Regions from separate parts of the Mus musculus genome. Here regions 1 and 2 are each linked to region 3. The links are chromatin loops, found by intact Hi-C in ENCODE. Cell type or tissue: heart. All regions are shown on one strand. Each heading gives the region's core, and the rest is flanking DNA. Links, peaks and the distances in the headings are about the cores only. Region 1 holds the start of Rnf44 (ring finger protein 44). Region 2 holds the start of Faf2 (Fas associated factor family member 2). Region 3 holds the start of 4833439L19Rik (RIKEN cDNA 4833439L19 gene).

Region 1 (10,259 bases), core at 2,703-5,202, 120 kb before region 3:
TTGAATAGAATTTTATGTGTATTGGTGTTTTGCCTGCATGTATGTCTGTGTGAGGGTGTCAGATTCCTTGGAGCTACAGACAGTTGTAAACTGCCCTGTGGGTGCTGGGAAATGAACCCTGGTTCTCTGGAATAGTAACTAGTGCTCTTAATCGCTGAGCCATCTCTCCAGCCCTCTGTCTAGAATTTTTAAAAGCAAATACACAGTTACCAAATTAAAAAAATTTAAACTAGGAGTGGTGGTATAATGCCTGTAATCTCAGCACTTGGGAAGAGGATCAAGAGTTGAGGCTGCCTGAGATAGAGGAGATTATGTTTATAAGCACACAAAAACAATAGTAATACAAAGAAAAATTTAAAAATCTGCCCTCCTTGCTGGGCAGTGGTGGCATAATCCCAGCACTTGGGAGGCAGAGGCAGGTGGATTTCTGAGGCCAGCCAGGGCTATACAGAGAAACCCTGTCTCAAAAAACAAATCTGCCCTCCTGAACAGGTGCACCCTAATGAGAATTCCTGTGTCTTTTCCCAAATCACTTCCCACTGTATGCTGATACAATATTCAGTTGAAATTGATAATATTGTTACACCTTGTTAGTAAATTGGTTTGTTTTTTAAATATTTGGGATTATGGGATGCATCCACAAAGTACAGAGTGTCACCCATCTGTAGCCACAGAGGTTTAACAAATGTTGCCATTTTCTACTGACATCCTGTTCTGGGTTGGTGGACTCTGTAGTAGTCCAGTTACTACAGACCGGCCTAGTAGACATGAGTGCTTTAGGTAATGGTGATGTTCTGCTTATATAATCGATGCAGACACACCATACCCCACTTTGTATGTTTGCCTGGCCGGGGGGGGGGGGGGCATCCTAAGGGGACACCGACGTCTGCCCCCTCTCTCGCCTCAGCTGTGTTACTATCTGGGTGTGTGATATTTTTGTTGCTTGTATTTTGAAGACAAGGTCTCTGTAGCTATGTAGACCAGGCTGTTCTCGAACTATTGATCCGCCGGTCCTGGAGGAGTGACTCTTCTTTCCGGTACAGTGGCTTGCTTGTCCTGATCCCTAGGCTCTCAGTCGTTGAGAAGCTTAGAGAACTAAACTGCAGAAACCTCCCTGGGCCTGGTTCAGGAGATCCCAACTCTTCCCACTTCAGCTGAACTAGAGCCTCTCCACCCCTTTTCCCGGGCCGCGCTAGGGGCGGGGTGCCGAGATGTTTCTGTGACGTCAGCACGCGCAAGACCAATCCCCCTACCCAGGAGACGTTAAATCATTTGCATGGCTCCTCAGTCATTGGTCTCTTCAGCCCTGGGTTGTCCCAGCTGTTTAAAGGCGCCGTCTAACGGAACAGAAAGCGAGCGAGTAGAGAGGCGAGGTGAGCTATGAGGTCATCGCAGGCCTGCCGGGCTTGTGGTGACGTCATCTCCGGGAAGTGTGCTTGCCGAGCTAAGAGCGGTCCTCTCACCTCGGCTGCGTGAGAGGCTGCGTGCCCCACAGAGGCCGCGGCCCTAAGAAGGTAACCTTGACCTGTTAGTGCGTGCCACGGTCCCCGTACCTGGGCTCGCACCGCTCATCACCTGCGACTCGGCCTTGTGGGCTTTGAAGTATGAGGTGGGGGCGAAGAGGCTTTTTTAGCCAGCCTTTCAAGATGGCGACCCGCTAGTCACGTGCCGCCCGCAGGACGCGATTGGCCGACGCGCGGCGCGGGGCGGGGCCTGCGGGGCGGGGCCTGCGGGGCGGGGCGGGTGTCCGCTCTTGCCGCTACTGTTTGCTTGCGCGTCCTGGCGCGCCCCCGCGAGCCGCCTCCCGCGCTGCGCGCCCCCGCCGATCCGAATGTTGTGAATCAAAACGTGGGGCTGGTTCCATCCGGCCGCCGCGGACAGTTCTTAAAGGGCCAGCCCGCCGGAGAGCACAGCTGCGTCCTGCGCCGCCCTTCTCTCGGGCCCGGGCTGGGGAGGCGGAAGACAGAGCAGGCTCGCGAAGGAGCGGGCGCTTCACCGTCCGCACCCCGCATCGCGAACAAAGGAGCCCGCGTGTGGTCGGACGGCTGCCGGTGAGTCGGGCCGGGCCTCTTAACTTCGGACCCGCACCCCGGAACTACGGCTCCCTCGGGGACGCGTTGTTTGCCGGCCTCGTAGGCGTCGATCCCGGGCTGAGGGAGTGGTGGGAGACGGCGGCGGGGCCCCCGGGCCAGGTGCTGCCTGCGGCTACCTAGTCCGGGCCGCTCTTCTGCCTTGCAGAGCGCTGCGGTGGAGGGGAAGGAGCCAACCCCTCCCCCTGCAGCCGCCACTTCCTTTGTTGTTGCTTTTGTCTCACGCCGAGCACATGGTCCGGGATCCTCGGCTCTTAAAGTCACAGCGCTCTAGCCCCAGCGGTGCTGCCTGCCTTTTCCCCTCAGTGTTCCTCCGAGTGCGGCATTACGGAGTAAGGGGAACAACGGAGGCCCCTCCTGAGACAGGTGTACGAGCTTCGGTCCCATCCCCAAGGAGGGGTAGCTTTGGAAAACTGCTGGAGCCCCACGGCCTGCTTTGGGGAGGAGCCTTATCCTCTGGGACTTTGTTTTCCTTCCCCATAATGTGAACACCTAGTTTCTTGTCTGTGGCTTTTTTAGGGGCGCCCTGGGGAGATTTCAGTCTCTATTGTTAATAAGGCTTAGCCGAAACTAAAGGGGTTCTTTAACCAAGGTCACCCAGGGAGTCTAAGCTGGCCAAGGTGTGGTGGTTCCGCCCTAAATCGCCTCCTCGGCCTTTGTGGGAGTTGGGAAGCTCCTACTTAGAGGGAGGTACGGCGAGCATGTAGGGTAGGGGAACTTGTATTCCCACCTAAGCCTGCTCGTCTGCTAGAGGGAGTGAATCTTTCTGCAAACCGACCCTATTCGACTCTACTCAAGGGTTAGAATGTGTGCTTGGGACTCTGTACTTGGCTGGCGGGGTTGTGGACCCATGGGGACAAGAGATAGACTTAGGGGAGTTTACACAAACTTTATGGATAGAGAGCAGTACAGTGAAGAGAGGTGTGGGAAAGCAGTGGTGCTGGTTGACCTTGAGTGTGTTGATTGGTCCAGCTCAGTCACTCTTGCGTCTCTGGGACACTACTCACGCATAAAGATACTACATCTCACACGTGGCTCCTGAAGTACTCTGTAGTTTTCCCTCCGACCACTGTCATTGAGACTACTGGGGCTTTGGGTCTAGGGAACCAGCCAGGAGGACCAATTGTGTTCCCCGTGGTCTAGAACAAGTCCTTGGGGTTTCAGTAACTGAAATGGGTGTGTCCCCTCTTTACCACTTTAGTTTCTGGCAGGAGTTAAAGAACCACCTTTCTGTTCCTCAGGTACACTGCTGGACACCATGCTCGTGCCTCCTTTAGCGCTTAGGGACTTGTGTCTACCTAGGGTAGGGGTGCAGGAGGAGGCCAACCATTCACACCACAGCTGGCCTTCACTTAAGGCTGCCTCTTCTCTTCCCTTTAAAGTAGCCTTTGATGGGTCCCTGAGAGATCGTTCTTAGGTTCCCATTTTTACAGAGGAGGAATCTGAAGTTCAAGGAGAGGAAGTGATGGGCCTAAGACCCTGGCAAGAAGTTGGGGGTGATGCTGTTACCTTTGGCTCCATTGCTTCCCACTAGATGTCCTTCTGTCTGCTGGGTTGGGATAGGCCAGGCATCTTGTTTCAGGTATTTGAGTTTTCCCTGACCTGGAATCTCAAAAGTGGGGGCCTATGTGTCAGGGTATCTTGGAGAGAAGGCCCATTTTCTGACTGAGGAGGGAGAGCAAATGCAGTTGGGTTGTGTGTGTGTGTGTGTGTGTGTCCATCCATCCATCCATTCCTGTATGCTTTAGCCTCATTTCAGAGACTAAGATTTGGGGGGAGTGATTATAACCTCCCATTGTTTACTCTGACAACACCCTGTCATTGAGGCTTCTTCAGTTGAATCCCACTCCTGCTGAGTGCCTGAGCCGGTCAGTAACAGCAGTGAATCCAGCTGGTATACCCCAGGTCTGTGGCTGAGGCCAGGCACTGTTGGGGAATGTGGAGGAAGCATTCTTCCCTGCAGACTTGGAGAATTGGGGCCCAAACTTGGCGAGTCCTGGGTAGAGGAAATGGTTCTGACCTTTGCAGGACCAGCTGAGGTGCTTAACTGGAACTGCCCTCCCTTGCTGTGTCAGCAGGGGGCAGCATTTGAAACTGGACATCAGATGACCATAGGTTTGTTGGCTGAGAAAGAGTGAAAAGACCACCTTGTGGCACAAGGCTGGCTAGTCCAGTGTGATACACTCTTCAGTGTTGCAGGGCCTGATGGGTTTCAGCGTGTTCCTTGCCAAGGCTTCATCCTGACTGAGTTAGTTGCAGAAGCCTGAGGTTGGACCTGCTCTGGGGTTACAAGACATGGGTGTGTACCAGGCCGTGCATGCTGCCAGCTGAAAGCTTCTTCCTAGTCTCTGTGGAGCCTTGAGATACCCTCCTCTGTGAGCACCAGGCTGTAGAGACAGGCTTGAAGCCACCCATTTCCTAGCTTTGACATGTGGAACCTGGGACAGTGAGTCTGTTCTCCCAAGCCTGCTAAAAGCTTTCCTTAGTTGTGGGGTCACACCCGAGTGGGCACTGGAGGGGAGGGCTCGGGAGAGAGAACAAGTTCCAAGGCTGGGAAGCAGGTCAGACTATCTTACCTAGCACTTATCTAGAGGGGAGTTGAGTCCCAGGTCTCTCTGGAGTTCCTCTTCAGCCAGCCACATGAAAGGGGAGCCTAAAGCTCCCCAAAAGTCCCAGCTGCCTGGGGCTCAAGATTTAGCCTTTGTCATGAGGCAGAGGAGGAGCTTACTCCAGCCTGAGCCTCCTCAGGCCAGCTGGCCCTGAAGCATACTGGTCTGGCCTCTGAATTTTTCATATTCTAAGGAGATTTGACCCCATTTCACAGAATAGGAAACTAAGACTAGCTTGTCAGTGTTGGACCCCTGGCTTCAGAGGACCTGTCCAGGTTTTGTTGGTTTCCCAGGTACTAATTATACAAGCAACTGTCTTTTTCTATTCCCCCACATCTTTCTCTAATTACCTCCTAGGGTTGTGAGCCCCGGCACAGCCCCTCCACCTCCCTGCCCTCCTGATGAGACCATGGACTTTGGCAGTGACTAAGTGGCCACCTTCTGCCCCTGTGGGTCACTGGCGAGTCTCTACAAGGCTTAGCAGCAGTCCAGGCCAGCTCTGGGGAAGGTAGGAAGAAGTCTCTATCTCTTAATTCAAGGGCAGCCAGCTTGGCTTGGGTTCAAGGGCAGAGGGGTGGGCCCCAGGGCCCTGAGCTACTTGGCTTCCTAGTGTGGGTCATTACCCTGGCTTCTCTCCATGAATTATAAATGAGTGGTGCCCCTCTATCCTGTTGGGGCTCCTCTGTGTGGTACAGCCTTGGCCACGAGGGGCCCCTGGTCAGCCCACCTGCCCAGGATGAGCGCTTACCCTCCCAGCAGCTGCTGCCCAGACCATCAAACCTCTCTGTAGAGGAGCACCGAGCCTCAGCTCCTGCCGGCAGGAGCCCCCGAATGCTGCACCCAGCCACCCAGCAGAGCCCGTTCATGGTTGATCTCCACGAACAAGTAAGTACAACTACCTCACCCCCTGCCCCCCAACTTATTTCTACCAAACTAGTCTAAGGAGTAGAGGCAGCAGAAATGAGTGTTTTGCCATACTTAGCATATGTTATCCCATGATGTGGATGGAGAAATTGGGTTCCAGAAAGGGGAAGGGTCTTCCCCAGGTTTCCTCCCTCCAGTTCTCTGCTGCTCTCTCCACAGGTGCACCAGGGACCTGTCCCTCTGTCCTACACGGTCACCACAGTGACAACCCAAGGCTTCCCTTTGCCTACAAGCCAACACATCCCTGGCTGCAGTGCCCAGCAGCTCCCAGCATGCTCCGTGATGTTCAGTGGGCAGCACTACCCCCTCTGCTGCCTCCCACCTCCGGTGAGTGAATGACTTCTTCCACCCAGGTACAAGCCACACTGTCCATTCCAGCAGATGTAGTCACAGGCACCCTTGGGAACTGAACCAGATGCTTGGGCAGTATACTAACTTGGCCGCCTGCCCTGGCCCCTTCCAGAGCAACATGTGCCTGTGGGCTTCCACCCAGGTGCAAGGCAGTTTGGAGTTGAGGGACTATCTGTACCAAAGAGCCTGCTGCATGCAGTGGCAGTGGCAGTGGCAGTGGCAGAGATGCTGCAGTGGTGGTGGGACTGAGCTGCTGGAGGCCCAGGGCTAGGCATGCATAGGAACCTGTAGCTGGAAGGTGGTCCCTGGCCTGCGTGGCAAGCATAGGCCCAGCTTCTCTACCTCTCTCAGCAGCTGATCCAGGCGTGCACCATGCAGCAGCTCCCTGGGCCCTACCACACCTACCCCCACCTCATCTCCAGTGACCACTACATCCTTCACCCACCACCGCCAGCCCCACCGCCCCAGCCTACCCACATGGCACCGCTTGGGCAGTTTGTGTCCCTGCAGACCCAGCACCCACGTATGGTAAGTGTGGGAACTGGAGGGGGAGGGGAGTGCAGAGTAGGAAGACCTGAGCTTGTTATAACCAGCTGGCTGACTGGCCTTTCCTCACTTAGCCCCTGCAGCGGCTGGATAACGAGATGGACCTTCGAGGAGACCAGCACCCCTTGGGTAGCTTCACTTACTCCACCTCTGCCACTGGCCCAGCCTTGTCGCCCTCAGTGCCCCTTCACTACCTACCCCATGATCCACTGCACCAGGAGCTGTCCTTTGGTGTGGTGAGTGGCCGTCCCTATCTGAAGCCAAGCTTGGGCAGTGGGCAGGTGGGCCTGCCAGTTGACCTGCGCTTGGTTCCCTGTGTGCAGCCATATTCCCACATGATGCCACGAAGACTGAGCACACAGAGATACCGCCTGCAACAGCCGCTGCCACCACCCCCACCGCCGCCGCCACCATCTTACTACCCAAGCTTCCTACCCTACTTCCTGTAAGTGCCAGCATAACTGCCCTAGTGCCATTAGGCCTTGTTCTCTGGGGGCCTCCACAGTTCTGGTAGCCCCAGATCCTGAGTATGAACTGTGTACATGGAGGAGTGAGGGTCACTTTGTTCTGCCTCCACTGACCTGCATTCTGGGCCTCCCTCCCTGTCTAGTTCAATGCTGCCAATGTCACCGACCACCGTGGGCCCCACCATCAGCTTGGACCTGGACGTGGATGACGTAGAGATGGAGAACTATGAGGTCTGTGGAGCCCGGGCTGGGCTGGGCCAGGAAGGGGTGAGGTGGTAAACCTATAACCTCAGGCGCTGCTGACCTCCCTTGCCTGGTTGTAGGCTCTCCTGAACCTGGCTGAGCGGCTGGGAGACGCCAAGCCCCGGGGCCTCACCAAAGCAGACATCGAACAACTGCCGTCGTATCGCTTTAACCCTGACAGCCATCAGTCTGAGCAGACTCTGTGAGTGTCACCCTGGAAGCCCAGGGAGGGCCCTCCGCTGCCTCAGCTGTCACTGTGCTGACACTGTGCCCCTCCTCAGGTGTGTGGTCTGCTTCAGTGACTTCGAGGTGCGGCAACTGCTCCGAGTCCTCCCCTGCAACCACGAGTTCCATGCCAAGTGTGTTGACAAGTGGTTGAAGGTAAGGTGGCCTGAGCCGGCTCCTGGGTGTCTCTAGGGGCAGGAGTGGAGATTTTCTCCAAGTCAGATAGGTGGGGGAGGGGAGGTCACGCAATGGGGTCTGATGTGTGGGTGTTCTCCCAGGCCAACCGGACCTGTCCCATTTGCCGGGCGGATGCCTCCGAGGTGCCCAGGGAGGCCGAGTGAGGCTCCACAGCCACCCACGAGATCCCTGCCCAAAGCTCCGGAATTGGGTGGGGGGGAGCAGGGCGTGGCCCGGGGAGGACTGTGAGGGCGGGGCCAGGCCTGTCAGCGTTCCCACCTGCCACTCCAGAGCTGGTGCCAGGGTCAGTCTGGAGAAGCCCCTGCAATAAGCCCCTGCATTGCCAAGCTCCAAAGACTCCTTCCCCAGTCTGCCTGCCTGCCTGCCTGCCCGCCACGGAGCTGCCTGAGTTTCCCCAACTCAGTCTGCTTCTTATCTGCCCCTGGGTCCTTCTTCCTGCTGGCTCTGGGAGGCAGGAGTCCATTCCCCAAGTGTGGTGGCTGGTGTGATTTCCCCAGACCCCAGACGGACAAAGGAATAGCCACCCTGGGTCAACTGGTCTCCTGTACTGAAATGACGTGTCCTTCCCTGCCCTAGTGGGGTTGCCAGGTGTGTGGGCAGGGAGTAGCCAGAGACCATTTCCTGAGTTCTCCTGTTTGGTTCCAGACAGACATAGGCAGTCAGCTCTGCCTCCACTGCTGTGTGGTGTGGGTCTGACTCCCCAGGACCCTTACCCCAGGCACAGCGTTCCAGCCCACCCCCAGGCTGGAGAGTATCCCAGCCAGGCTCCATGAGCAAATGGGCCAGGGCTCCAAGCTGGATACATTGTGTTCTGCAGTAGCCTCGAGCGATCTGGGCATGTTCTTGTGTTCCTGGTGGCTGCCCCTCCACCAGTGACAGTGTCAGACCCATGCTCGATCCTCCCCCTCTGTCTTTTTGCATGAATGTGAGGAACAGCAGTTTTTGTTTATTCATTTGGCCCAAAATTGCGTGTAGGGGGTGTGGATATTTAAGAGGTGTTTAGTTTTTTATTATCTTGTTTTCTCTTTGGTTTAATAGGAGTGGGGGCATAGGGACCAACCGGGACCAAATGCCCAGGGGGCAGAGTAGGGTCCGGTTCTGCCACACCAGGCCTCCACATGAGTGTGTGCGGCTGGAACTTTATCTGGGTGGCTGGAAGTCACAGGGCGGAGTTTGGGGGGGTCTGTGCTCAGCTGATAACTGCCATGCACTGTACTGCACATGTCCCTAGAGCCTACCGGGACCGTCTGCTTTTCAGGGCATCTCCTCTCCAGCCAGGGCCTGTGTCCCACCTGCCTGGGTGAGTCTCCTAGCAATCCTGTGAGGACAGGGGTCAGGGAGGACATGAACCTCCACCTCAGGGGGCCCCTCCCGGCCTGATTCCTGCCCTCCAAGGTCTGGAGGAGGCTGTGTTCCTTACCCTCCTTTCAGGTCCCACTCCTTTCCTTTCCTACCGCCAACTGGGGTTGCTGCGCTGCCTGGAGTGAACGAACCGCGTGTGGGGCCGGCACATCCTAGCAGGCAGCCATTGGCGCCTGCTGCCTCAGGGATGCTCCAACCACCCTCGTTCTCACCGCAGCCCTGCCCCCACCCCAGCCTGCCAGGCCCCATTGGCCTGGTCCCACCCCACAAGAACCCAAAGTCTTACTGTATATAACTCCAGGTGATGTTTCTATATTTATAGCAGTGTTGAAAATCCACGTGTTTTACACAGAGAACCACCTTCTCCAACCCCCATCCCTTCCTCACCCCAAAAAAGGTTTTCAAACCCTTGTGGTTCCTGGGGCAGCAGAATTGGCTCATGGACTGTGTCGGCTGCAGTGATGATTCCAGCAAGCAGCTACTAGGGGGAAATACACCTTTTTTGTTTGTTTGTTTTTAATCATTTAAAAAAGATTTATGAAACAATTACTTAGGATGTTTGTGATTTGCCGACCTTGCTGTAGATGCCATGTTACCAATGATTTCCTGTGGTGGGGGCTTGGCATTGTTTACTCTTTATTTACCAACTTCTGGCCTAGGCATGACAGTGGGCACCTTCCCCCAGCACTGCTGGGCCCAGCGCCTGTGTTCTGTGTTAGAAAAGTTTTATATATATATATCTAACTAAACACACACACACATATATATATATATATAAACACATGTGATTTGGGGGCCCTGTTCCTTGCACATCTTACAGTTACCTCATTTTTCCCATGTATGTATTTGAGAAAATGCTAATATATAGAGACAAATGGTTCTTAAAGCTTAAATGTGTGGTTTTTTCCATCCCATTGGACTCACATTGGTTTGTAGCATTTAACATAACTAGTATGTTGTATTATATATGTGTATACTGATTGAAATTTTTAACAGATTTGTACTTTTTTTAAAATGAAAGTTGCTAGTTCTGCTTGACCAAGTAGTGCAATCATTATTTTTTTTAATATTGTTGCTGATTTCAGAGGGATATTCACTAATAAATGTATGATGTATACGAGTGCTGCCCAAGCTGCCTCTGGCTGCTCTCTGTGTTCTTTCCATGAGAAGTGGGGAATGGGGACGTGGAGACTGGTCATGCTCAGTGGGGTGGCAAGCCATGAACTGACCAGAAACACCTGCCT
Region 2 (10,259 bases), core at 2,720-5,219, 56 kb before region 3:
TAAACGGACAAATGAGAATTATCAGGTACTCATAACCCTAGTCCCCAAAATGACATAAATTTGCTTCTACAGCTCAGGGTCCAGGCTTTACCTTAAATAAAGAGAATGCGAGTCATGCTCTACTTGCCACATTTTTTTTCCCCCGAGTAGGCGGTACACACCCGTCATCTCTATCCCACAGTGCTAGCTGAGGTGAGCCTGGCCCACATGGGCTACCCAGCGAAATTCTGTCTCATGAACTAACAGGAATGACAAGATGGCTCAGCGGATGAAGGCGCTTCCCGAGGAGCCTGATGACCCAAGTTCACTGCTCAGAAGGATCAGGCCTCATCTCACAAGTTTATTTGAATGTGATGTATGTGTCATGCCATGTGTGCCCCAGACCCTCACAATTTAAGTAAATACAATACATTTTTAACTAAACAAAGAAAGGGGTAAATGTCTTATTTCTGTGCAAGCAGAAAGAGGTCATTTCCTCCTATGGAACATAGGACATCTGCTCCTTTCTCTCTGACCATGCCATTCCTGCCATGGTGGTAAACCACCAGCCCAGAGGCAGTGAACCAAAGCATGGGAGAAATCTACACATATTTGGAAATTCAGGGACACTGATTCCAATAAAAGTAACTTTCCACATACTTACATCAGCTCTTCTTTAAATCTATACACCTATTGTTTTCCAGTAGAAATAGCTCAAAACATAATGTCTACATTATTCTACTCATCTGGTTCCAAAGCAAGCCAGAGCCATGAGTTACACATACACACAAAAGGAGCTTGGAAACATCAAATGGACTGAGAAACACGATTAGTATGCCTTAGAGAATTCTAACCCAAAATATGTCACATAAAGAAACAAATCTCAGACTTCCTGAAATGCTTTACTTTTACTAACAGATTCATTTAGGCTTATTCAGACAGAGTCTCATCCTGTAGGGTAACCTGAAACTCACTATATAGCCCAGACTGTCTTTGAACCTACAGAAATCCTCTGAATTAAACCTCTAAAGTGCTGGCACTGGTGTGAGCAACCACACCTAGCTCAACTGTGATACATAAAATGTGGACACACACTGAGGACTAACTGGGCCACCTTATTCTGATACCCACAGAGAGTCTAAGCACATACCCCATATTGCAAGAGTAGCAAACCCCAAACCTGGTGTTGTTACTCCTGTGTTAAACCTCTCCTGTCTGTGCCTATACAAGCCAGCACAGTATTGACAGGTCTCTGGAATCTGACTCGTTTACTTTCTCACTCCCAAGTCTCTATTTATTACGACAGCCACAGCCACACTCTTTCCCATCACCATATGTGAGCAACTCATTTTCTCAGCTTTCAATACTCTCCTGCCCACCATCTGCTGAAATCCTATTCCTCCTTCAAAGTTGCAAGGCATTGTGCTAAGAGCTCACTCAGCCTTTCAGGCCAGAGCTAGACCCACTAGAATTCCACTAATAGCTTCAGTATCCTTAGCAAATAAATCAAGGAATCTGTTTCCTCACCAGATACCACAGCAGACATAGCACCATTTGTACTTTGTAAAGTGTGTGGGTTATGCATACTGGTCATAAATGATCTAACATTGTACTTAAGGCAGAGAGGTAACAAACTAAGCTACCTTTCTTCCCTCCTTCAACATCAACAAGTTGTCCCTTCCCTAAACTCCAATAGCAAAGACAAAGATGGATGGTTAGATGGACGGACAAATGGACACACACACACACAGACCCCCCAAAGAGCTTCCTGGCACTCTCATTATTCATGTTACATACCCTGGCTTCAACATTAGGATACGAACAAGATGCTTACAAATGTGGACTTGTAAATATATGTACGGCACTATTTGTGTGAATTATCTGACCTCTCATATCTGTTTTCTTCAGTATAAAGAATGGAAGTTAACTATAGTCTCCTAAAGAAGTTTAAGGTTATAATGCTTGACATTTGTACATGTCAAACATTGTCTAACAGAGTCTGAGATGTTGACCCCAGGCTTGTTTACAGAACATAAAAACACAAAATGCATTTTTTCAATATAGTCAACTTGGTAAAACTTGACACTAAGCTAACTAATCTGACCTCAGTGTGACTGACCATGCTAGCCACTCTTCTTCTGATGTCCATGGAAAACAAGGAGATCCTTAGGCACTTTAAACTCCCATATAGTTGCACTCACAAACTTCTAAGTGTATCACAGTTTACCCTCATTTCACAGGTGGCTTAACACTAAGAGCTACAAAGTATAGTCTGCCCAATAAAACCCTGAAAGAAACGCTCTACAAAGCAGTGAAAGCTGTCTGTTTATTCATTCTTTAATGCTAATCTGGTGTCATCAATTTCTCTATGCTAAGCCTACATGAGCAATTTACCACTCAGACACATCCACCACATCGATTAAACATGCATGCGCACACACACAAACATCTCAGCGGTAACACCCGACTCTTAAGACGGTACAGCAGAGGCACTAGAAGCCCAGGGAAGGCCCTGGGAAGGCCATGCTTTAAATGGACACCACCAATTTAATAGCTGAGTAACCTAAGTAAGCCGTTCCCTTTTTGTTTGGAAAAGGCTGGCCTCAAACTCAGCAAAACTGAGATTATAGTCTCAGGCCACACCCACTGATGCTACTTCTTACAATTCATAGCCATCTGTAAGACAGGGCCTGTTACAGTATGGACCCTTTAGGGCTGTGCATTCAAAAAGCTAACATGCTTTAGTCAAGTTCTCACGACATCACAAATATTTAGTGGGCGGTGTCTGGCATTAAGGCTTAGCATAAAAAGTGCTAAAAAAAATCAATATTTAGCACATTTCCTATTAGAAAATGAGTTCTATTGACTTCAATTTATCTGGAAAATGATTATTAATAGTAACAACTGTTTAGGCACATTTTACAGTTTACAAAGTTGTCTTCTTCTTCTTTTTTTTTTTTTGTTTTTTTTTTTTTTGTTTTTTGTTTTTTCGAGACAGGGTTTCTCTGTGTAGCCCTGGCTGTCCTGGAACTCACTCTGTAGACCAGGCTGGCCTCGAACTCAGAAATCCCCCTGCCTCTGCCTCCCGAGTACTGGGATTAAAGGCGTGCGCCACCACTGCCCGGCCCCAAAGTCTTCTAAATACCGTGTAACACCCATAAACTCAGTTTACCTCCTAAAACATCCGCAAGGGAATAGACATTTTGAAGTTATATGTAAGAACTAAGGATACGGCTAATGCCATGGTTACCACCACCCGGGTGGCATCCTCCCACCAGACCCTCCACCTGATTAAAGTGCTTAGAGCCTTTTTTTTTTTAAAACAAAACAAAACAAAACCAGAAACATCCACTTAATGGGGCGGGTCCTGCAGGTTGCCACCCTCCTCAAGCAGAGTCAGCCGTTCAGGAGCAAGCCGAAGGGCAACAAATCCAGTCAGAGGCCTTCGATGATACTTCATGTTACATTGTTTCCTCCAGAGGCGTCCTCCCACATTTCTAGGGCAGGTGCCAGGTCTGTGTGTGGGCGCTTCTTTTCCCCACTACAACCACCCAACACGAGCCCTAGGGACCACCGAGAGACCCCCAGCAAGCGTCGGTGAATAACATGGGATGGTGGTGGTCTGCGGTCCAGCCCTGCAAGCTGATGCCAACTCTGCGATTGGGGATCTGAGTTATCTCTAGCACATCCCCACCAATCGATGGGCGGAGAGGGTCTGGCGGGTTAATCAGGCCGGCAAGGATTGCAGACCAGCGACGCTACGGGAAATCAAGGCAGCTGACCCACTGTGGTCGAGCCCGGCTAGCAGAGGTGGCTGGAAGGCTGAGGACCCACAGAGGTTGGGCGCCGGGGAAATCCGGGCAGTTGGCGTCTGGGGGGGAGGGGGCCGCCTGCGGGTTTGAAACTGGTCCCAACCCCAACCTGAGGATGGTTTTGCGCTCCTCTAGGGTCCCACTCCCCATCCCGCGGCGGCCTGGGCTGCACCGAGAACTCGCTGCTACCTGAAACTGCAGCAGCTTCTCGGTCTGCTCCTGAGTTAGATCCTGCTCCTCAGGCGCCGCCATTTTGCCGCCGCCTCTACGCTCCTGACCCGTCCGCACCGTCACCCGCCGGAAGTGATCTCAGGTGTAACCACTTCCGGCCTGAACCGCCGCCGGGACTCAACTGCGTCTGCGCGCGCTAACTCGCGGGCACCCTCCCCGCCCCCTTCCGAATCTCGCCACCAGAGGGCGACGTTCGCGTGTCTAGGCCGAACAATTCAGGACCCTGCCGATCTATCTCCCAAAGATCTAAAATTGATGAAAAGATGACAGACCCCAGAGGGTCAGTGTACCTCCAGGAGCTCGAGAGAGTCCCGCAATTTGGCTGCTCCTTAACCGTTTTTTTAAATTATCTACGATATTCTTGAAGATTTCTCAGGAAACGATTGCTTTCACGAAATAGCGCCAGTTTGATACTTAATCCTTTCATAAAGTTGGTCTGCCTTATTAGGGGAAACAGTGGTGAGGCTTTGTTGTCTCTTGCTAGGAGTGTCTGTAACCAGGTTAATGGTGCTTCCCAGACACTCAGCTCTGTACCTCGTCCAACCTCATGCCCAGGCCACTCGCCCTTCATCCCTTTGACAGACCAAAGATAAGATAGTTGGTCTGAGTCAAGGAAACTTGACTTTAAGTGTGTATGATTCCTTGCATACGAAGGGTATCCTGGAGCAAGCCACCTAGACTCTGTTACTTTTGGTTGAACGCGATTGACTTAAAGCCTGCCCATTCCTCCTTTGCCTTTTCCTGGGCACACTGCGGTGGCCAAGACTTGAAGATCTTGAACTCAAGAGCAACCTGCACTACATAATGAGACCGTGTGTCAAAACGACAACAATCAAAGGAACAACACACACACACACACACACACACACACACACCCCGAGTGCATTTTATTCCTAACCTTTAGGCCCTTCTTAGCCTAATATTGTCCAATAAAAACGTGAGCCACACGAGCAATTTTTTAATAGCAGCCATACTAGGGAGAAGTGATGTTCTGCTGATGGGAAACTAAATTATTAGTTCATCCATTACAGAAATCAGAATAAAGACTCCCCTCACAATTAGTTAGAACTGTTATACAACCCAGCTACACCAGTTCTGGTGCACACTTCCAAGAGTCAAAGTCAGTTTACTATAGACATACCTGTAATTCACATACTTACTGATATGCACAATAAATCATAGACTCAGCCTAAGTGTCTACCAGTAGATGAGTGGACAAAAAAAAAAAAAAAAGTCTGTATATAGCAGGGCATGGCAGCACATACCTTTAATCCCAGTACTCAGTTGGTAGAGGCAGGTGGATCCCTGAGTTCCAGGTCAGCCTGGTCTACAAATCAAGTTCCAGAACAGCCAGGGCTACACAGGGGAAACCCAGTCTCAAAAACAAAACAAAATTCTAGCACTGGAGAGATGGCTCAGCAGTTAAGAGCATTGTCTATTCTTCCAGAGGACTTAAGTTCAGTTCCCAGCACCAACATGGCAGCTCGAAAAAGTCTAAAACTCCAGTTCCAGACATTCATAGGTGCAGGGAAAACAACAATGCACTTAAAATAAAAAAGTTTGCCAGGCGGTGGTGGCACACGCCTTTAATCCCAGCACTTGGGAGGCAGAAGCAGGCAGATTTCTTAGTTCGAGGCCAACCTGGTCTACAGAGTGAGTTCCAGGATAGCCAGGGGTGAGTTTAGAGGAGCTCTGAGGACAACTGGGGACAGTTAGTAATGAATGCAAATTGGTTCTAGGATCCAGGAGCTACGCAAACACTAAATGACTCTGTGATTTAAAGGACTCATTGCTCTTGCAGGGGACCTGGATTTCATTCCTGGCACCTGCATGGTGGATCACAATCATCTGGAGTTCCACCTTCAGGGGATCCGACACCACGTCTGGCCGCTGAGGCCCCCCAGACACACATGCGGTGCACAGACATACTCACAGGCAAATACTCATGTATCTAAAAAATAAAAAAGAATAAATCTATTAAAAGATAAAAAAATGCCTGGAGGTGGGGGGTACAAACTTTAACTCTGAGCACTCAGGAGGCAGAGGCAGGTGAATCGCTGAGTTTGAGGCCAGCCTGGGCTATGCAGTGAGTTCCAGGACAGCCAGGGCTAAACAAAGGAACCTGTCTCATAGGGAGAAGAAGGAGAAGGAGGAAGAGGAGGAGGAGGAGGAGGAGGAGGAGGAGGAAGAGAGGAGGAGGAGGAGGAGAAGAAGAAGGAGGAGGAGGAGGAGGAGAAGAAGAAGAAGAAGGAAGAAGAAGAAGAAGAAGAAGAAGAAGAAGAAGAAGAAAGAAAGAAAGAAAGAAAGAAAGAAATACATTAAAAATACACCAGGAAGGTCTATTTTTTAAAAAAAAGATTTTATGTATTTTATATATATGATGAGTACATGTAGCTATCTTCAGACACACCAGAAGAGGGTGTCAGATCCCATTACAGATGGTTGTAAGCCACCATGTGGTTGCTGGGAATTGAACTCAGGGCCTCTGGAAGAGCAGTCAGTGTTCTTAACCGCTGAGCCATCTCTCCAGCCCTAGAAAGGTCTATTGAAAAGATAAAGACTCCATCACTTATAACAGTCATTTATATCAAAAGAGTGATGTTGAACCCAGTGTCGTGGGATGGTGGGACTGCCTTATTTAGATCTCTCTGATCTACAGTCATTCTCTAGGTTTGGCCTGTAAGAATAATACCCAACCTTTCTGAGTCCTTTATGGTACCTACTGTTCTGTCATAGCCCCAGGCAGTTTCATGTGCATGAAGGAGACCAAGGAGAAAGAGACCACGAAAGCCTCAAGTTCCAGGCCATTTTGCCCATTTTATACTGTGCAAACTCCAAGTTTACCAGATGGATACCCAATCACCTCTACTGTCTTATTTAGCTTCCATTGTCAATTTGATACAGCCCAGAGTCACTTTAAAAAGGGAATTTCAACTGAAGGATTGCCCAGGTCAGACTGGCCTGTGGGTGTGTCCGGGGAAAACTGTCTTGGTAGGTAATGGATGAAAGAGTGCCCAGCACACTGTGGTTGTTCCCAAGCTGTATAAGAAAACCAATCAGCAAGCAGTGTTCATCCTTCAAGATCCCTCTGAGTTCTTGCCCCAACTTCCCTTAATCATGGATCATAACCTATGAGCTGAAGGGAATCTTTTTGACAGAAGCCATCTAGAAAAATCTAAGGCAAGCAAGTGAGTTTTCTGGAGATGGCCCACCATTTTACAAGGCTGTGGTGGGTGAGCTCTGAGATGCAAGGGCACCAGAGACTTCACCCTTCTTGCTTCTTGCTGCCATTTCTGTAACTGTTGCATAACCTAGTGATTCCTAGGCACCTGACCACCCTATTGGGTAAATTTTCTGCAGACCTACAAGAAGATGCAAGCTCATGTAATTATGCTGTATAGACAAATTGATGATTTCACAATTTTTTTTTTTTGGTTTTGTTTTTGTTTTTCAAGACAGGGTTTCTCTGTGTAGCCCTGGCTGTCCTGGAACTCACTCTGTAGACCAAGCTGGCATCAAACTCAGAAATCCACCTGCCTCTGACTCACAAGTGCTGGGATTAAAGACATGCACCACCACTGCCCAGCGATTTCACAATTTCTGATAATGATTTTTATAGAACTCTTAAATTGATACAAATACTCTCTTTATTGCAGAATAAAGCTACAAACAGAGCTCTATACACCTTCACATGTCACAAGCTAGTTGTACTAGGGTAAGAAAGCAGTCTTGGAAACCAATTTGTCATCAAGGAAAATGTTCTTTCTAGGTCAGGTCCAAGGATGAAGCCACAGGTGTGCACTGTGATAAAGCAAGGCCAGGTGAAACTGTTGCTTTGAACTTAAAATGAGCTTATAGAATGAGACACTGCTTTGAACTTCCTATTGACATCCTTCTGTGACTCCCCTTTAGTGTAACATTTTACCTGTGAGGTAATTTTATAAAGAAGCTTTGTCTAAGAAGGAATAAAAAGGCTGAGAGAAGAAATAAAGTGTGGCTTTTGCTTTGGGTGCTCTGCTCCATCCATCAAAGATATATATGCATATGTCTGTTTGTCTACATGTACGTACATACATACATACCTGTATAGGTGTGTGTGTGTGTGTGTGTGTGTGTGTGTGTGTGTGTGTATGCATGCATGAACACTTGAGGAATTGTTGAAATAGGAGGTCAAGCCTGGCCAAAGTGTGTGTATCTCTGTGTGTCTGTGTGTGTTCTTGAATTCTTGCCTTTTTTTTTTTTTTTTTTCTTTTCTCTCTGGCTCCTGAAGAGTTAACTACAAGTCTCTCACCTGGCCAGTAAGGGGCCCTAGAACCAGAGAGAAACTAAGCCTTTTTCTTAAATTCCCTGCTGCCATCAGTGGGAATCAAATTACCAGAAGCCAGCAGCTTTTGTCTACAGAAAGGCAAGGAGTTAAAATCAGAATTGCCAAAGGCAAAACAGTTCTGGCTCTGATCACCACTAAAGCCACTCATGGCTGCCTACCTCAGTCTACCTGGATACTGGGCTGGCCACCAGCACCCTTTCCTCCTCTAAGCTTCGTTTGGCCATGGTGTTTGTTACATGGTGTTGTTTGACACCAACCAAGTTAGAGCATCTACTGTCTAGTCATCCTGGCTATAAACCATCTATCCGCAAGTTATTCACCTCCTTAACCACTAGGAGACATGAACTTACACTGTGTCCTATGCGTTCATTATTCTAGATGTCTGCTGTAAGTGGGATCATGTAACACCCTGCCTTTGTGGCTAGCTTCTTTCACTTGCAGTAATGCTCTCAAAGCTCAATTATGTTGAAGCGTATGTCATACTTTTTATGACTGAATCATGCTGTACTTTCTTGAGTGACCGCAGTTTTCACTCGTTAATCGGCTAATGGACATTTGAATTTTTCATATTTAGATTATTTTGTCGTGTTGTGTTTTGTTTGTTTGTTTTTTCTTTTCTGAGACAGGGTCTTTGCTATTATAAACCAACCTATCTCCAAGCTCCTGATCCTGCTGCCTCCGAGCTCCAAGAGCTGGCCTTGCAGGTGTGTCCCACCATGCCTTGCTTACTGTCGATGACTGTCATTTAACAACCCTGCTGTGAATATTTGTATAGAAACTTTGTTTTGAATAGCTGTTTTGATTCTTGTGTAGATAGACCCGGGGATTCAAGTTGCTGGGTCATCTGGTGATTCTATTTTTAATTTTTTGAAGAAACAGCAGCTAAATTTTTACATTCTACAGTCTGTAGTGGATCCAAGTTTTCAGTGACCTTGTTAACACTTCTCCCTTTGAGAAAAAAAAAAAGTCTGTGCTACCGTTAAGAGTGTGAAATGCTATCTGAGGCTTGGATTTGCATTTCTGTGATGACTAATGATGCTTTTCACGTGACTGCTGGCCATTTGTACATTTTCATTGCTTTGCTTTTAAGACAAGGTCACACCATTCAGTCTAAGCTGGTCTTCAATTTGTGCTGGGATTATAACTGTGGACTTGCCGGGCGGTGGTGGCGCACACCTTTAATCCCAGTACTCCGGAGGCAGAGGTAGGCGGATTTCTGAGTTCGAGGCCAGCCTGGTTTACAGAGTGAGTTCCAGGACAGCCAGGGCTACACGGAGAAACCCTGTCTCGACAAAACCAAACCAAGCCAAACCAAAACAAAACTGTGGACTTCTATGCCCACCTCATTTTTTTCTTTTTTGAGACAGAAGCTTGATATGTTAGCTGCTCTTGGCCTCCTGCAATCCAACAATCCTCGTACTTTGGACTTTTGGGTTGCTGGCGCTGTAGACGACGATGTCTCACTTAGATGCTTATGTGTCACTCACTATTTCTGTGATCGTGGGAATCAAATTCTGGGCCTTGAACAAACTATGCAAGTGTCTACCACTGAACTATACGCCTAACATTTGCCTCAAACGTCTCACGAAACCGAGGAGTAAAGAATATTCTCTGGGGCGGGAGAGATAGCTCAGTGGTTAAGAGCACTGAGAGGTCCTGAGTTCAATCCCCAGCAACCACATGGTGGCTCACAACCATCTGTAATGGATCTGATGCCCTCTTCTGGTGTGTCAGTGTACTCATATACATAAAGTAAGTTAAATCTTAATAATAATAAAAAAAGAACATGCCCGACTTAACTCACTCCTTGTGCTTAGTAACAGGAGGATACAAAAACCAAATACAGAGCAAAAAATAATAAAACTCTTGAGCCCAGTGTGGTGGCACACATCTTTACTCCCAGCACCCCA
Region 3 (10,259 bases), core at 5,231-7,730:
AGCCACTAGTTCTGAGTCTCATGTTTGGAAAAAGATTGAAATGGGTGCCAAAACCTTGTGACTTTTCAGACTCCCCTCAAAGGAGGTACTGTTGGCATTAGAAGCTGCTTCAAGGTCAGCCTCTAAATCCAGGAATGATGTCATCCCTGGGCAACAAGGACCCTCTTGCATCTGTTGTCATGGCAACCACCACACACTCCCAGCTTATACTTCCCACGTGCTCCTCACCAGCATGATCACCTGGCATCTATGTTAAGACCCAAATAAAAGACGGAGTCCCTGACCCCTTGCCCCCCTTTCCCTCTTTCTTCCCTCCTTGCTTTCCCCCAGTGAACCCTCTTCTGGTGGGGCTGTGTGGGTCTGGTGTGATCTGTCTGGATCTGAGCCACTTTCTAACACAACAGGTACTATAGCTAAAATGACAGTCTGTTGACAGGTGGGTGGGCCTACGGTTCGTCAGACTACCTTCCTTGCCTTTTCAGCTTTGTTCTTTAAAGACTGGGTCGCTTTACTTTTTTTTAGCTTTGGTTGGACAGGAACTTGCTTTATAGACCAGGCTACCTGCAAACTCACAAAGACCGGACAGACACTAAAATGCACCATCACGCCTGCCTGCTTGTCTCCTATTCAAACACAAACATCATTCCAGGACCATGAAGATGTACTCCAGGGGGTCATTATGAAGCAGAATAAGGTAGAAAAGATCAATTATTAGCTTTACTGAAAGCACTACTTGTACTGCATTTTGCCAAACATGACTTTACTTTGCTACCAGGACCAGAACGACCTAAAGAAGAAGCTAAAACACAATAGGTTGTTGTTCGCAGTAATCTGACAACAAACACATGTGTGTGTCAATGTCATACATACCTTTGGAACCCCAAAGCTCCCAAAGCTAACGACCACCTTATGCTTCTGTTCACAGGCTGTGGCTTAGAGAATGAGAATGCAAACTGGATCAGAGACTGAAGACTTATGGGAGCTTACTTGGCTTGAGTTCACCAGTGGCACTGCCTCTCATTTTCTTTGACCTTGTCTCACTGACAAGACAGGCATAAGGCCTCCAAAGAGAAGGTCAGGGCTGGAGAGATGGCTCAGACGTTAAGAGCACTGATTCTTTTCCAGAGGTCCTGGATTCCATTCCCAGCACTCACATGGCAAGCTCACAACTGTCTATAACTCCAGTTCTAGGGGTTCTAATACCCTAACACAGACATGCGAGCAGTAAAAAACACCAACGTAATAAAATAAAAGTAAATTATTAGAAATTTAGATCAGTTCAAATGAAAGGATGAAAATTTAAAATAAGAAAGAAAAGAAAAAGTCAGGATCAATGCCCAAAGAGGCCAGAAAAGGACACCGGATCCTCTGGAACTGGAATTATGGAGACTATGTGGGTGTTGGGAACCAAACTTGGGTCCTCTGCAGGAACAGTCAGTGTTCTCCTGACCTATCTTTCCAGTCCCCTCGAACTGCCTTTTTGTTTGTTTGTTTTTGTTTTTCAAGACAGGGTTTCTCTGTATAGCCCTGGCTGTCCTGGAACTCACTTTGTAGATCAGGCTGGCCTCGAACTCAGAAATCTGCCTGCCTCTGCCTCCCAAGTGCTAGGATTAAAGGCATGCACCACCACACTCAGTCTGGAGGTGGGGATTTTTTGGTGAGGGGAGATGACGCGTAGGGTGTGGGGAAGAGTGACAGAGGGTATGGGGTGAAATGATGTATGGGATGGTGTGAGATGACGAAGGTGTGAAGTGATCTCAAGGAGCCTATAAAAAATTGACTCCTCGCTGGGCATGGTGGCCTTTAATCCCAGCACTTGGGAGGTAGAGGCAGGCGGATTTCTGAGTTCGAGGCCAGCCTGGTCTACAGAGTGAGTTCCAGGACAGCCAGGGCTATACAGAGAAACCCTGTCTCGAAAAACAAAACAAAACAAAACAAAACAAAACAAAACAAAACAAAACAAAACAAATTGACTCATCTGTGGTAGCTAGGCAGATACAGGCTGAAGTAGGTCGTGCTGAGTCACTCCAGTACTGAACTGAACAAGACAGGTCTCTAAACTCAGGCTTCTTCACTAGGCCTCAGTATCTGGCAGAATAAGGCCGAAAAGTTTTCTTTCTTTCTTTCTTTCCTTCTTTCTTTCTTTTTTTTTTTAAATAATTATTTATTTTATAAATGATGAGTACATTGTAGCTGTCTTCAGACACACCAGAAGAGGACATCAGATCCCATTACAGATGGTTGTGAGCCACTATGTGGTTGCTGGGATTTGAACTCAGGACCTCTGGAAGAGCAGTCAGTGCTCTTACCTTCTGAGCTCTTAACTCTCTAGCCCCCCTGAAGTCGTTTTCTTAAATCTGCATTCAGCCTAGATTCCAGGAAGAACTAACAGTCACCTCTTGAGACTTTCTCTTCCCACTCTACTTTCCAGGGTTACAGAAGCAGCACCCCTCCTGCTTGTGGGGCACAAAGTCAAGAAAGTGCTGCAGAGCAGGCTCCTCCCCTTCAGAGCAGGCTCCTCCCCCTCAGAGCAGTAAGCTTGGTGGCCAGTTTGCACCACTGGGAAACAGTCTCTCTCCCAGGCAACAGGGGCTCCTTTGGTTCCTCTTGTGGAGTCACACTTAAAATAATGGCCAACTAGCTAACATTCTGACCAAGATTACCCAGTTATGAATGCTTCTTGTCCTCTATTTTAATCATTTAAAAAATATATTTAATTTGCAGGACTAGAGAGATGGCTTACCAGTTAAGAACATGCAATGCTCTTCCAGGGGACCCAGTTTGGGTCTCTGCACAAAAGGTGGCATACTGCTGTCTGTAACTCCAATTTCAGGAATTCCAATGTCCTCTTTTGGCCTCCATGGGTACTAGGAGATACTTATGATACAAAGACGTACATGCAGGCCAAATATCAACACATACAAAATAATGCAAATAAAAATTTAAGCACACTATCTCCTCTTCCAGAGGACCCAGGTTCCATTCCCAGTACCCACATGGCACTGCTTGTATGCCAGTTCTAGGGAATCCAATGCCCTCTATGACCTCTTAGGACACCAGGCACTCATGTGCTGCAATACGTACTGTAAGAGGTTTCCAGGCCTTAGCACAAATGACTCCATGATAGACGTATCAGTCAGGCTGTAAAACAGCACGTAGACAACACCACTTGCTAAAACTCAAGCAAAGGCTTAATCTGGTGGCCAATGTGGGGCATAACCAGCTGACACATACTACAGCTCTGCCCATGTGGACCACAGGAAGGACCACAGGAACTCTGGTTTGAACAAAAAGCATGAGTAGTTCCTGGGCTACGGCCCACTGACTTTTGGCATTAGCCCCAAAGACGTAAGCCTCCCTACTCAGAGAGCAGGCACTCTGTCTTTTTGGAAGCAGCACCCCTCCAGCAGAAAGACCTGCCTGCTGAAGCAAATAGCTGGCGGTGGCAGTGGGGCAGAGCAGGCTCCACCCCCAGACCAGGCTCCTCCCCTCAGAGGAGGCTCCTCCTCTAAAGTTTTTGTCATTGCCCTACAGACGACCCTGGTGCTCAGACCCTGAACGTGATACCCTGAGCAGGATTTCCCTGTCTCAGGATTGTCTAATCATTGTGTTCACACCAGAGGCTGTGTAGATTGTGAAAGCCAAGACTTGTGTTTTGAAATTCCATTGATAGTGTGAACTAAAGTGAATGAAGGTTAATTGGGCACCTTCAGTTTAAGTGAGCACTCACTTATAAACCAATTTGGTGTCATTTACAGGACATGGCAATCCTAAGCATGCATGTAGACACCTCATAAACACAGGCAGACACTCCATAAACACACGTAGACAGACATAAAGTTGGACCAAAGGATTCATTGTCTTTTTATTTGTTAATTTTAAGTTATTACTATTGATCTGATTATTTTCTCCACAGTATTAACTAATACTTATTCTAAAATATGCATGTCCAAATGTGAAGCCAGGGAATTGTGGGACCAAGGAGAACAGGCCCGGAACAAGAGTGAGGTCAAGGCATGTCCAAACCCCAGAATCTGGGGTCTGACATGGACAGGAGTGTATGATCAAGCCTGTGTGTCCCAGCACAAGTAGCCCTGCACTCCCACATTTGTCCCCCACCCCCAGGAGGTTATGTAGCCTGAGTTGCCAGGCTAAACTTCCTCACCCTATGTACTGGCTGGCTTTGTATGTCAACTTGACACAAGCTGGAGTTATCACAGAGAAAGGAGCTTCCCTTGAGGAAATGCCTCCATGAGATCCAGCTATAAGGCATTTTCTCAATTAGTGATCAAGGCTGGGAGGGCCCAGCCCATTGGGGGTGGTGCCATCCCTGGGCTGGTAGTTCTGGGTTCTGTAAAAAAGCAAACTGAGCAAGCCAGGGGAAGCAAGCCAGCAAGCACCCCTCCATGGCCTCTGCATCACCTCCTGCCTCCAGATTCCTGCCCTGTGTGAGTTCCTGTCCTGACTTCCTTTGGTGACGAACAGTAATGTGGATGTGTCAGCTGAATAAACCCTCTCCTCCCAACTTGCTTCTTGGTCATGATGTTTTGTGCAGGAATAGAAACCCTGACTAAGACAGCCATTATAAGGTCATGTCCAGCCGCACAGTAGCACCTGGAATCCTTCCTCATGGTAATGAGGTATCCCTAGCACCCTGGCCCTGGCCAATGATGTTCACTCACCCTGAAAGCCTCCATCCCCTCGAAGGTTTAAATAGCGTTTATTCCCTCCATTAAATGAGCTGCCTCACTGAAGCTCTCTCCTAAGAGTCCGTTCTCAATGTGCTCACTGCCACCTGAGGTCTCTTGCTCCTGGTTGTCCTGCCTCGGTTTCTCTCTCAGGATCTACCAGTTGCAATAGTAGCCAATCACATGTACTCACATACATAAAATAAATAAATAAATCTTAAAACAAGATATTTTCAAAATATTTCATTTGTTTTTAAAAAAAGACATTTTAACCTTATAAAAGATTTGTTTTTTAAATGTGTGTGTGTTTGTTTGTCTTTTTTTTTTTTAAAGAATTTATTTATTTCATGTATGTGAATACACTGTCACTGTCTTCAGACACAACAGAAGAGGGCATCAGATCCCATTACAGATGGTTGTGAGCCACCATGTGGTTGCTGGGAATTGAACTCAGGACCTCTAGGAACAGTAGTCAGTCCTTTTAACCACTGAGCCATCTCTCCAGCCCTGTGTTTGTTTTGCTTGCATAGATGTGTGCCTGTCTGTCATTCACATGCTGAGGCTGTAAAAGGGCATTGGACCCCTTGGATGAAGAGTGATAAGCAGCTGTGAGCTGTCCTATGGGTGCTGGAAATTGAATCTGGGTCCTTTGGAACGGCAGCCAGTGTTCTCCATTGAGGAGCCTTCACTTCCGTCCCCATGTTTAACCTTTTATGTGAGAATTGATCTGCACCCTTTCCTCCCAGGAGCAGTAAAGTAAAAACACTGGGAATACTTTTTCAAGTGTCACACTGCAAATCAAGTGTGTTATTCACAAATGAAGTATACAGCTTACAGAAGACATGAATTCCTGGCCCAGTCTTGGTCCTAACAGAATGCAAGCAAAGTCAAATGTATTCCCATCTTTTAACACCCTCCGATTCTTCCTGAGCGGACAGTGAACCTTGGACTTGGAGCAGAGTTGAGTGTGGGTGTTTTCAGCTTTCTCTCATGGAGCAGAGCAGGGAAGTGTTTTTGAGACCTCTGAGTGGCTACCTCTCCAGGTCCACTTTTCTCATAGTTATTATCCATTTCCGGGGAGGCGGATGCTCCTGTATTTAGTCCTGTACTAGTGTGGAGCCCGCCTGACTCCACTGCTAATTAAAGGGAGAAAGATTAACTATCAGATCCTCTCTGTGTGTGGGAGGTATGGTAGTGGTTCTTAACCTGTGGGTCACGACCCACGAAGGCGCCTACCTGGCTTCATGGTTCATTGAACTGTGCCCTTCCCCCCAGCCTTGAGCAGGCAGAATCAGACTTTGTTTCTGCCACAGTTGGCTAGCCCACCTAGGGTGGAGTCTTCCAATCTAGGTAAAGTCTATTGTGTGCCACATCTGCAGCTTCCTGCAAGAAGCCACCACCTGCTAACAGGCTGCCTGAGCTTGCTTTCCTGATAAAGCAATGAGAGTCTGGCAAAGTGGGGGATGGGTCTCCCCCCTTTAAATTCAAGTATGTGGGAATGGGAGACCGACTGCGGTGTCCTTGGGAGCCAGAAGAGGGCAGCAGACCCTGGGAGCTGTACTACAAGAGGTTGTGAGATACCAAACCTGGGTGCTGGGAACAAACCCAGGTCATCTGCAAGTGCAGTAATTACTGTTTTAACTGAACCATCTCCAGCCATCAATCTTCATTCTTTCCCCCCTTCTCATCCTCAGCCCCCACCACACTCCTTGATTCAGGCAATGCTCCTGCCTCAGCCTCCAAGTGCCACAATTCTGTAATCAAGTAAAAAGCGCAGAGGAAGTGCTGGAAACAGGTGACCTCCTTTCTGGGAACCCCGTGGAATTCCCTTTTAGAGTTCAACCTACAGGGAGGTGTTCCGGTGGTGGTGGGTACGGAGGCACGCTCAGATCTCGGACTACAACTCCCAGCATGCCCCGCGGATCTTCGAGTCAGGTCTCGCGCGACCTGCGACAGTCTCGGGGTGGTTTGGGGGTTCGGTTGCCGGCCGGCGACTGTCCTCCGTAGGGGAGCGTTCGTCGCGCTCTCACGATGGCTCTGCTCTGTTCAGCCCAGCAGCCTCTTGGGCCATCTGGAGCCTCGGAGCCTCTTTAGTGCGGGAAGTCGGGCCGCAGGCGGCGGGCGAGCAGGTAACCGACCGCGGCCTGGCGGAGCTGGGGGCAGCCTGAGTTCCGGGGCGCCGCGGCCTGGGGGGCCTGGAGGGGGGCTCTGTTCCACCCTAGCGGGGCTCGAGGGACACCAGAAAGACCCGCACAGTGAGCCTCGGAGCATCTGCTCGCTGCGAACCAGCCGGCTTCGCCTTGAGGGGTGGGACCGTGGGAAGGTCGGGATTGGCTTTACACATCTCAGAGGCTTTGTTTTGCACCTCCTGCGAGAGAGTCGTGGGCTTGGGGTCGCTAAGGGAGAGGGAAAGGGCGTGTGTCTGGCTTGCGGATGTCCCTAGGACCGCAGTGAACTTGAACAAAAATCTGGACCAATAATGCCTGCTGTGCAGCGCCGCGGGTTTGTTTTCAAGACAAGGGTTGTGTGAGAATGCGATGACTTTTAGTGATGCCGAGTTGGTCTTCTATGCTGGCATAGCTCATTTCTGCCAAGGGGAAAGGCTGCTATGTAATCCGGCTGGGGAGTGGTCGGATGTTCGGTGGACTTAGGGGCGCTGTACCAACCTTGCTTGTTTATTGTTACTTAGAGCCTCTGGATGGACCCTTCCTCAGAAGCTTCGCTAATTTGCAGAAGCTGGGCAATGCTCCTCATTAACATCTGTCTGTCTGCATAGTCCGGCGTCATTTCACTGTGGTAAGGTGTCTGTCTAAACTGAGGTTTGGCTTTCTCCTCTCGGGTGTTCAGAGGAGCCAGCCATAGGATACTGGCAAACTAGTGGACTTTATCCTTCCGGGGGTGTGTTTGTCACTCATTGGTTCTAGCGTGTGTATGTGTCAACCTTACTTACCAGCCATAAGTCTCTGCGTGTCTGTCAGAGCACTGGAATGACCCTCTGCTGTGCAACATAAGAAAATGCCCTATGTTATTTTTATTAGGTGGAAGGGACTCAGCTCCGAATTACGTATAGAAAAAAACACCTGGATCCCTGTCTTTCAATGGCTTCAAGACAACCAGAAGTGCCTGGTAAACTTAAGTTCTTATTGGTTAAGTCTGTACCCCCACCCACATCCCCCAGAGAGCTTATTTTCTCAGAATCCTTAGTACTGATCTTCTTTAGTATTAGGTCATCACCTTCTCAGCCGTGGTATACACCCTGACCTTGGCTTACAGCCTCTTGCCATAAGTGTCTTTTGTGAAGAGTAAACACTTTTTGTTTGTTTTTCCAGAGACAGGGTTTCTCCGTGTGGTTCTGGCTGTCCTGAAACTCTGTATTTAGACCAGGCTGTCCTTGAATTCACAGAGATCTTACCACCTCTACCTCCCAAGTGCTGTCTTTAAAGGCGAAATCATAAGTGAAGTTCAGAGTTGCTGCTAAATCTACATCTACTGTTTTTTTTTTTTTGAGACAGAGTCTCCCTTTGTAGACTTGGCTGTCCTGGAATTCACAGAGATCCTCCTGCCTCTGCCTCCTGAGTTCTGGGATTAAAATGCATGTACACTGCACCTGGCTCAAAAAAGTTTTTGGGCAGGCAGTGGTGGTGCACGACTTTATCCCAGCACTTAGGAGGCAGAGGCAGGTGGATTTCTGAGTTCCAGGACAGCCAGGGTTACACAGAGAAACCCTGTCTCGAAAAACCAAAAAAAAAAAAAAAAAAAGTAGATGCCAGCGGCTTTATTACTATTGTCTTTATGAAGCCATTGGACAAGGTGTTAGACACTGTTTGAAGTCGCTCCCCAGTTAGGCAGGTTAATGGAAGCTTCCTCCATGTACCCTAATACCATTTGTCTCTACCATCACGTGTGTCTTCCACTTACACTGGACTCTCTAACGCCCTTGTCACCATGCAGAGCTATGTGTGTGCTCATGAGCTTAAGGCTTTGTAGCTGGCAGCAAGGAGTGAGCCCTGGCTCAGTGTCTCCTGCGCATTTGCTAGCCGTGTGGTAGTGCTTAGGTTCCGTAGCACGGTTTCCTGAGCTGGGAAATGGGAAAGAGTTTACTTAGAGAGGAGTAGATAGAAGGAGGGCTCTCAGTGCCAGGTCATTTGTGTTTGCATGTCTTTTTCCCTTGAGATAGCAATGTACATACTGTAAATTCACCTAGAGTGGGTGATTTCATGGTTGGTGTGTTCATAAGGTTATGCATCCATCAAATTAATCTACTTACAAAGCATTTTCATGCCCCCAGAAATACTTTGTACCCATTAGGAGAAACACCTCATTGCCCTCTCCCTGGCCCTTGGCAACTAGTAACTTCTTGGGCTTGTTAGTTATTAGTATTGGTGATGGTCACATGGTAGCTCTGGGTCCCCTTGCTGTTTAAGTCAAACTTGGCAGGGTTTGAGCCTTGCTGCCAGGCAGGTTTCTACCTTGACGAGTGCGATTATGTAACAGGAAAGTATCACCTTGAAGGCAGGTTCTGGATCAGTGACCAGACAAGTGAAGCCTGCTCTCTGCTCTGGCACAGCTCAGAGTACACACAGCTGAAGCATGACGCCTCTGTCACAGCTGGACGTGCCAGCAGTCAGCTGTCGTGGTCAGGAATGGCAGGCTCAAGCTGGCGGTGTTGATGAGAGTGCCTGTCAGTAATGCCTGTGGTGGAGACGTTTAAATCTTCAGAAAGCTAGGAACTAGAGGGCATGCCAGGCCCCAGACGAGGAACTGTTCCTTGTAGTTTTCTTTGGAGGGGGGACACAGAAGGCGCAGGGCTCTTGATAAACTAGGTCGAGCCTCAGCTAGCTAGCCATTTTCTCTATGAACTGAGGCAGCTCCTTTCATCACTAGGGTTTAGTTTCCTCATCAAATGAGACAGTGACAGGCTACAGACTGAGGGAAGAAAACATAGAATGATACCTTTAGTCACTTTCTATCCTCAGTCTTGTATGACTGAGAGTTAGCATGTGAGTTTTGAGATAGGTTTGATTTTTGACTGAAAATTGTGCTTTGAAGTTGTGACTCTGCATAGGCTAAGTACAGTAACTTGAGGTTCAGGTTCTTTATTCTGTAAAAGTTGATGAAGCCCTGGAGTGGTTGTCTGTGCTTGTAGTCCTAGCACTTGGGTAGAGCTGAGGCAGGAAGACTGGCAGAACTTGAGGCCAGCTGTGCAAGCTATATAGTGAGTACTAGCCAGCCAGGACTACGTAGCAAGACCTTGTCTAACAGGATTGTGTTGCTGAGCCAGTGTAGTAGACAAAGAAGGCAATGAGCACTGATAGCAGGGCTGTTATTACTCCCTTAAATGGATTAGCTGTCCCCTAAGTGTCACAGCTTTCTTATCTACAGATGAACTTAAAGTCTGTTCAGTTGACATCCCATATTGACAGGTATCTCTGTTCTTAGCTCTTGCTCCCAGCGGGCCTCTAGGCAAGATGTCCCTGCCCATCGGGATGTGCCGTCGGGCATTCAGCTATGATGATGCCCTAGAGGACCCTGCGCCCATGACTCCTCCTCCATCGGACATGGGCAGCATCC

The links. Peaks named below come from ENCODE experiments on the same cell type or tissue, not always from the same donor. Only the 100,000 strongest peaks of a DNase experiment are listed, where the experiment ranks them.
Region 1: a loop joins it to region 3, with 2.5 times the contacts of the local background. A loop is called at or near these places in 2 of 42 quality-filtered maps.
Region 2: it touches region 3 in a loop (3-fold over the local background); 10 of 42 quality-filtered maps call a loop at or near these places.

Annotation. Positions count from the first base shown.
Region 1 is chr13:54,679,286-54,689,544 of GRCm38, reverse strand. Rnf44 (ring finger protein 44) reads left to right here and starts at 1,737. Exons shown (of 11, transcript NM_001146026.1): 1 at 1,737-2,051; 2 at 5,057-5,207; 3 at 5,470-5,584; 4 at 5,783-5,950; 5 at 6,326-6,502; 6 at 6,595-6,756; 7 at 6,844-6,965; 8 at 7,131-7,218; 9 at 7,311-7,432; 10 at 7,512-7,611; 11 at 7,734-10,146. The coding sequence starts at 5,101. The coding sequence ends at 7,796. In heart, for the core only: a CTCF peak has its summit at 4,169 (motif pointing right); DNase peaks (open chromatin) are centred at 2,824 and 4,093; H3K4me3 peaks cover 1,742 bases; H3K27ac peaks cover 1,275 bases.
Region 2 is chr13:54,615,625-54,625,883 of GRCm38, reverse strand. Faf2 (Fas associated factor family member 2) reads right to left here and starts at 4,100. Exons shown (of 11, transcript NM_178397.3): 1 at 3,981-4,100. The coding sequence starts at 4,043. In heart, for the core only: a CTCF peak has its summit at 4,202 (motif pointing right); a DNase peak (open chromatin) is centred at 4,123; H3K4me3 peaks cover 2,114 bases; H3K27ac peaks cover 1,746 bases.
Region 3 is chr13:54,561,740-54,571,998 of GRCm38, reverse strand. It overlaps 4833439L19Rik (RIKEN cDNA 4833439L19 gene), which reads left to right and starts at 6,617. Exons shown (of 9, transcript NM_133797.4): 1 at 6,617-6,817; 2 at 7,378-7,484; 3 at 7,727-7,814; 4 at 10,128-10,259. The coding sequence starts at 7,787. In heart, for the core only: a CTCF peak has its summit at 6,227 (motif pointing right); DNase peaks (open chromatin) are centred at 6,148 and 6,628; H3K4me3 peaks cover 1,779 bases; H3K27ac peaks cover 1,678 bases.